2 separate regions of the Homo sapiens genome follow, and region 2 is linked to region 1. A link is a loop called in an ENCODE intact Hi-C map of the cell type or tissue named here. Cell type or tissue: mammary epithelial cell. All regions are shown on one strand.

What was found. Peaks named below come from ENCODE experiments on the same cell type or tissue, not always from the same donor. Only the 100,000 strongest peaks of a DNase experiment are listed, where the experiment ranks them.
Region 2: a loop joins it to region 1, with 2.9 times the contacts of the local background. A loop is called at or near these places in 1 of 110 quality-filtered maps.

What each region holds. Positions count from the first base shown.
Region 1 is chr3:144,160,580-144,164,579 of GRCh38, forward strand. No RefSeq gene overlaps it. Among named protein-coding and RNA genes, the nearest start is that of DIPK2A, 190 kb to the left of the region's middle. In mammary epithelial cell, no CTCF peak of the experiment used is centred here; a DNase peak (open chromatin) is centred at 1,722; H3K27me3 peaks cover 120 bases.
Region 2 is chr3:143,899,445-143,903,444 of GRCh38, forward strand. No RefSeq gene overlaps it. Among named protein-coding and RNA genes, the nearest start is that of SLC9A9, 53 kb to the left of the region's middle. In mammary epithelial cell, no CTCF peak of the experiment used is centred here; a DNase peak (open chromatin) is centred at 1,837.

The sequences.
Region 1 (4,000 bases):
CTTAAATAATTCAACTATTGTGATTGTTATTGTTAGTTGTATCTTCTGAAGTAAGACCATGCTGAGATTGAGGGGCCTGAGAATTCATTCAGCTAGCATTGCCAAATTTCTCAGATAGAAATACAGAAAATATTTATACTATAAAAATTTTGTTCATCTGAAATTCAGATTTCACTGGGCTTCCTGTATTTGATCTGGCAACCCTAAACATTGCCTAACTACTTTGTAGGTGAAGAGGCTAGTATCTGCAGAGGTTAAACATGCCTGTATCCACAGTTAGAATGTGGTTGGCCTAGAATAAGAATGAAGATCTTTTGATTCTCAGGCACTTAGAAAAAAGAAACAAAACACTAAAGTATGCCACAGAGGAGAATTCCCTTGGGTGGAAGACTAATAAGGGAATGTAAAATCTGGTGATATATAATGAAGGATTTTAACTTTGTACACCTACAGTCGCTCAATCAGGAAACCCTGGGAAGTCTGCTGAGTCTATCTAGGGAGTCATCACTTGACAGTGAAATTTAATTTTATATGCTAGGACAGGCCATTTGAAATCTATTCTGAGTAGAAATCTATTTCAGAAATCTATTCTGAGTAGATTTTATTTCTACCCAATGTCTTGATACCATAAATATTTTTCTTGCCTGTTTAAAAGAAATTGGTATTTTCTAGGTACCTGTCATATATAGAGAGTATTGCTGGTGATATTTCCCTACACTTGTTTAGTCCTTTACAGTTATAAAACATCTGTACTTCTCTCTCCACTATAACTTAGAGGAGTAGATCAAGAAGATAGTAGAATCTCTATTTTACATATGAGGAAACTGGGGCTCAAAGAACTTTTGGCATGCCCACAATTGCTGTTATGCTGAGCAGAAAGTATTAGATCTTCCAACTCCCAGTCCAGAGATTTTTTTCACTATACAGCAATTCATGATTCCAGACATATATAGGCTAGATTAGAAATGAATTACAGAGCCACTTCTTTTAATTAGGGCTCATTTGTTTGGTAATTCCACTGTTAATGCTGAGTGATGTAATGGGAAGGAGTAAGATTTCTACACCAGACTGACAAGATCTACTCCCACCTTCACCATGTAGGGGCTGAGCTACTGGGCAATTTAACCTCCATGAGCCTCAATTATAATAGCATATGTCTGAGGTGGCTGCTGTGTGCATGAAAATAAAACGATGACAGTAAACTGTCTCACATATGTAGAAGAAACTGTTCAGATGTTAATATCCTTTCCTTCGATATCACTTAAATAGTGTTTATTTAAGCAATAAAGTGAAGTATTCATCTTGATCACTACATTTTGATTTTGGAAGAGAAGATTGAGAATTTGTTCACCAATCAAATTTTTAGACAATATTTCTTCTAAATTGTTCCCACAGGTTGCTAGTTTTTAAATAGCATTTGGTTTTAAATTATACTTTTATAGTTTAAACATTCATGTTTAGCTTGAAGGTTCCATGTAAAGTTATTTTTCATGTGTGGCCTAAAGCTGACTGTTTTAAATGAAACTGTTTATTTTGCAGATAATTCAGTAACAATCCTGTTTGGACTTTCATACCCTGAATAGTATCAGGTTTTACAAACATATGAGTGAAACATGCTTATGTAAACAACAGAGGTGCTTTCATCCAAAACAAACATAGCCTTCCCAAGAATCATGAGGATCAACTGCAGACTTGTCTACACAACCTGCCTGACTAATGTCTGTAGCATATTTGGCCACAAAAATTGTTTGAATCATCAACATACGCATATATAAGCTGACTTCACAATGTGCTACAATCTAATTGTTGTGTTTGGGAAGGAATTGCAGGACCACTCTGACCTCATTAAAAGCAAAGCCAGTTGATTTAGATTCATGATTTTGAAAGACTTCAACTTGATTTTGGACATAAAAAACATTGAAGGATGAGAAAATGTTGATTTATCCTCTTAATTTTCTGTGATTTTATTAAATCCTTTGCCCTATCTCCCTGGAATATTTAAAAGGAGAAGCTTTTAGCTCTTTGCTGTTCTCTTAGAACATTGAGTGCAGATTGAATTCATTTGGGTAGTTTTTACTTCCCTGATACCCAGTCTTCACTTAGAACAAATAAATTACAACTTCTGGGAATGGGGCACGGGCCTCGGTATTGTTTTAAAGCTCTCCAAGTGCTTTCAATCAAGATTCAACATCTACCTCAGAATAAAAAAGACAAATCTTTTTGGTCAGAACAGTAGTTTCACCCAGCTGAATGTTATTGTCACCTGGGGGACTTTGAAGACACTGTCAGTGCTCAGAGCCCCCATCCTAAGGTCCTCTGATTTTGCTGGTCTGGAATTTTTCACTATTAGATAGCAGTTTCCCCTTAATTCATATCTACAGCTAAAACCACAGCTTTGATCCCCCAGAGCAAATGCAGTAAACTCCTTTCTTGCCTCTGCAAATGTCTGGATGGTGCTCAGATATACAGTTCACGGGTTTCATTGTATTTTATTGGATATTATTACTTTCCACTTCCATACATGTGCTCACATGATTAAAACAAAAGAAAAAGATGAGTAAGTATTTCCAAAAAGACAAATTGTGCAGATAAGAGGAAAAAATTTTTTAAAGGTCAGAAATGTTAAACCAACACCAACAAAAACTCAACAGTTCACTTGATTTTGAGTGTTTACAGTCAGAAACTATGCCACATTTCTTGTGCATTCTCTTGTTTAAACGTCACAATTTTGTGAGGTAAAGATGATTGTCAACCTCAGTTTTTAGATGTGAACACTAAAGTTATACTGAGATTTATTTATTTCCAAGGTCACATACCTATTAAGTGGCAAGGTGTCCAGTCTGAGATTTTACCCTACTCATAAGCTAACATGTTAGCTTCTCCCAGTTTTATGAATGCTGGCAAAATATATGAGACTCCTGGTCCCAAAGGTGTCAAAAGACAACAGGCAGCACGAGTTTCATGTTCCTATTGTTACTCCTGCCCCCAAAGTGTCAAAGAGGTAAATTAGAGGTAGATCCAGATGGATGCTGTGCATGCAATGGGGTTTGCATCATAGCTGAGCAACCCCAAGCTTAGGAAATTGCTAAGCTATAGTATGAATGTGTCCGCTCCAAACTTCAGGTGTTGTCACTATGATAGTATTGAAAATGGAAGTCTTTAAGAAGTGATTAGGCCATGTGTACTCCTTCCTCACGAATGGGATCAGGTACCCTTATAAAGGGGCTTGATGAAGAGCAATTGCTTCCTTTTGTCCTCTACCTCTCACTGTGGAGGATGCAGCAAGAAGATCCTCAGGTTCTGGTGCTTTGATCTTGGACTTTGCAGTCTCCAGAACTTTGAGAAATACATTTCCGTTCTTTACAAATGATCCAGTCTATGGTATTCTCTTATAGTAGCACAAATGGACTAAGAGAAACCCCAAGCTTAGGAAATTTCAAACTTTTAATGAGCTATGTACAAACTTATTCAACATTTGTCTTGGATGGAGGCATCATCTTAATTATACTAGACAGCAAATCAACATGCTCTCTTGGAATATCTCTGTTGTCCAGGATTATTCACTATAGAAATATCTTTGGCAGGATATTCCAAAATAAAGGCTATATGTGCTTCTGCTGGCAGGTTGTGCAGAAATATGAGCTATCCATGGAAAAAGTTTTCCAACATGGAGTCATAATTTGAGCTCAGATGGTTTGACTTTAGTCTCTGTGCTTTTAACCTCAGTACAGCCTCTCCTTGATAAACTAAAATGAGCACTCAGCAAAGACTGGAGGATGCGGCTCAAGGGGTGTATTTGCTCATTTTTACCCTACTATAAAGAACTACCTGAAACTGGGTAATTTATGAAGAAGAATGTTTAATTGACTCACAGTTCTGCATGGCTGGGGAGGCCTCAGGAAATTTACAACCATGGCAGAAGGCAAAGGGGAAGCAAGAAACTTCTTCACATGGCAGGAGGTGAGAGAGGAGAGAGAGGAAAGAGATAGGGGAAGTGCCA
Region 2 (4,000 bases), 260 kb before region 1:
AGGAGGCGGAGGTTGTGGTGAGCCGAGACCACCCCAACACAGTCCATCCTAGGCAACAACAGTGAAACTCCGTTTCAAAAAACAAAAAACAAAAACAAAAACAAAAAAAAACAACAACAAAAAACACACCAATGGACACATTTATTGCATTTTTGTGATCCTTTTTGTTGTTGTTACAGCTTTTTTAGTCTCAAAAATATAAAGAAATATGTAACTATTTCCATCTTTATAGATACTATAACTCACCCAAGAAAAGCTGTACAAAATGTTTCTTTTGTTGCAATTGTGTTACCTCCCTAGATTGTTAAGTTAGACAGCTTGCAATCATTCACACTGGTCCTCCCATTTGCGCCACTCACATGAAGAAAGGGAGCAGCCACAGCATCAAAGCTTGCTCAGGACTAACATATAAAGACCTTTTTAGTGACACATGTTCTATTATACAAAGTGCCAGATGAAGGTCAGTAACTGACCATGCACAACCAGAAAGGAGGAATACAAACTTGACATGTTTCAAAGTGTGTTAAAGTAAAAGATATAAAAACACAGAATTTTGCTAACGATGTGTTATCGGGTCAATTTATTCATTGGCTCCTACATTTGCCTCCACCAAAGGTGTCAATCAAGATAACATTAATTTATTGGAGCAGATGTGAGGCACTACAATATTTTTTTTAAAAAGTGTCAATATTCTATATTCTCAGGGCATACTTTTCCAGAAAATTGAAGATGTAAACATTCTGGAATTGTTTAATGATTCCTAGAGAATTTCAAGCAAAACGATGTTGCCTGTAGAGTGATATGAAAAGTAGTTTGTGGTTATTATTCTAATTATTCTAATTGTGCTACAAAACTAGTTTCTTTTTCTTATCATAGAACAAGAGCCCCTCTGTTATTACTGTTAATAACAATAACAACTTCCTATTATGTACCAGGCACTACATTAAGTACTTGATACCTATTATCTTCCTCCCCCACCCTCCACCGAGAGGGAGTCTTGCTCTGTCACCCAGGCTGGAATGCAGTGGTGCGATCTCAGCTCACTACAACCTCCACCTTCTGGGTCCAAGCGATTCTTCCACCTCACCTCCTGAGTAGCTGGGACTATGAGTGTGCACCACCACACCCGGCTAATTTTTGTATTTTTAGTAGAGACGTGGTTTCACGATGTTGGCCAGGCTAGTCTCGAACTCCTGACCTCAGATGATCTGCCCGCCTCAGCCTCCCAAAGTGCTGGGATTACAGGTGTGAGCCACCACACCCGGCCAGATACCTATTATCTTTAATTCTCACTATAGACTTGAAAGCTAAGAAACTAGCACATGGGGAAACTGAAGTTCTGAGAAGTAACGTAACTTGCCTAACTTGCTCACATTTTGAATATTTCCCTTCAGGCTCAGGAAAGTAAACTGACATCACAGCCCAAAACATGATCAGTCAAAGCAGCATACCAGGAACCCTAAGGTTGGCCCTATATTCAGTTGCATACATTTTGGAATCACAATAACTAAATCCAACTAACTGAACAATGGTTACAAATTAACATTATCTTTAATTTGGCTTGTTGGTTTATTTCTTATACTATCTAGGCATCAACCCCCAAGCACTTTTCTTCACCATCATCCCCCACTTAATGAACCAGGTAGAATGTAGCTGAAGAATGCAAATAAGATTCATGAAACATTAAGTGAGTTTTAGATTAGGTTTAATTATTTAAGGAAACTTCAAACTGGAAATGTAGAAACTTTGATCTCTAAACTGCTGCAGCTTTGAGTGACTGAATTGCTGAAAGTGTGTTTGTATGTGTGTGTGTGTGTAGAGAAAAAATAGCAAATGAGCAAGAATAGGAGCAGAGTGACTCAGAGGAATCAGATCTGTTGCTGTATTTTGTAATTTCATTAGTCATTTTATGAGTAATGGATTAGAAATTATTGCAATATATAACCACAACCAATTTTAGGACATCTGCATATTACTAATTGACATATAATATAAATAAATTGCCCTTCTGAGTATTGTGACTTTGCATACACTTTGGTTCCTGGGAATCCCAAGGTATAAATGATTCTGTCTAATACTTGGGTTTCTCAGACCAAACCTTTCATGTCTCTTAAGGGGGAAAAAAACCCTCATCAATAAAATATTCTTCAAAGAACTGTCTTCTCTTTGAACATGCTCATGTCATACTGAGTTTCTCCATAGAAACAAGAGGATTCTCAAATTTCTAAGAGATGCTCTCACTAAAAGGATGCTAGAGATTAGAATTTTAGAGATAATAGGGAGAAGGGCCAGACTAATCCAGTGGGAAATTAAGCAATGGCTTGTAGATTATCAGGCTATTCATCACCTGGTCATTGTTCCCTCTGCTGTAGCTACTTTCATGAACTAACCCCAGAAAGCAAGAAACAGAGGGTGTCTTCCTAGTGCTTAAGTCTTGGGTCATCCAGAGTGCATCCCTCAGGTTACTGTTTAGAATACAAGACAACTTGCAATAAGAAGCAATAACCCTCCTTGAATTATCCATAGAAATTAGCAAATTGGGAAGTGCTATGGGTATGGTGTGGTAAGAAAAGGAATAGGTGAAGAATCAAGAAACCTGCTTTCTTATCCCAGCTTTCTCATTCTAGGAACAATTTTGAGCCAACTAGTTATTATTTCTGGGCTTTAGTTCCTTCTAAAAATGTAGGGGTGCTTCAGGTAAAGCTTTGACAGTGTCTCCATCACTAATATTATGGCCACTAAACTGAGAAATGAACAGTCTACATTTTAGTAGACTTCTAGTCTACTAAAAATGTAGGAGTGCTTCCGGTTCCTTCTAAAAATGTAGGGGTGCTTCCGGTTCCTTCTAAAAATGTAGGGGTGCTTCAGGTAAAGCTTTGACAGTGTCTCCATCACTAATATTATGGCCACTAAACTGAGAAATGAACAGTCTACATTTCTGCTCCTCAGACAAGGATGATACACAGTTGTCCCCTGGGGACATGAAACTATAAAGCATTCAAGGGAGGAATGGCAAGTGACTGCGTAAATGAGCTTCTGGTTCCTTGACTACAGGATCCTGATGCTTTAGACTGTTAAAGATCTTTCTTAATAGCTTGTTTACACCCCCTTGTTGCAAAAAGTATTTGAGGTGACTTAGATAACTAGCAAATTAAAATAATTTGAAGTAATTGGACTAAAAGGAAAATGAGCTTAGTCCAAGACCAGCACATCAAATATAAAGAGGTGGAAAATTGGATTCTAATCTTCCTGTAGGTAAATTATAAAGAATAGTCAACTACAAAATTCACTGTATCTCTAAGTACCGTGTGTGGTAATGCTGGCTGTAGTATAAGTAGAGGTGAGGTGCTTTGCTTAGGACAGTTATTCCTACAATTGAAGTAAGAGATTGTATTAGTTAATTCCCACATTGCTATACATAAATACAGGAGACTAGGGAATTTATTTTAAAAAGAGGTTTAATTGGCTCATGGTTCTGCAGGCTGTGCAAGAAGCATAGTGGTATCTGCTTCTGGGGAAGCCTCAGAAAGCTTCCAATCTTGGTGGAAGGCATAGGGTGAGCAGGCATCTCACATGGTGGGAGCAGGAGCAAGGGAGTGAGAGGGGAAGTGCTACACTTTTACATGACCAGATCTCATAAGAACTCACGTACTATCATGAGGACAATACCAAGAGGGATGATGCTAAACCATTCATGAGAAATCCACCCCCACGATCTAATCACTTCACACCAGATCCCACCTCCATCATTGGGAATTACAATTCAACATGAGATTTGAATGGGGACACATATCCAAACTATATCAGAGATGTTTCTCATGGTTTCTTACAAAGGAGAGATATGTGATATGTCATAGTGGTTTTCAATTGGGATATGAATAGAAGAGGTCCTTGTTAATATACAGAATTATATGTTAGCATATAGAATCATAATCCTAAGTGACAATCTCAGGCTTATGATTAAGTAGCTTTGCATGCGTGCATTTGACAAGAGCCTCAG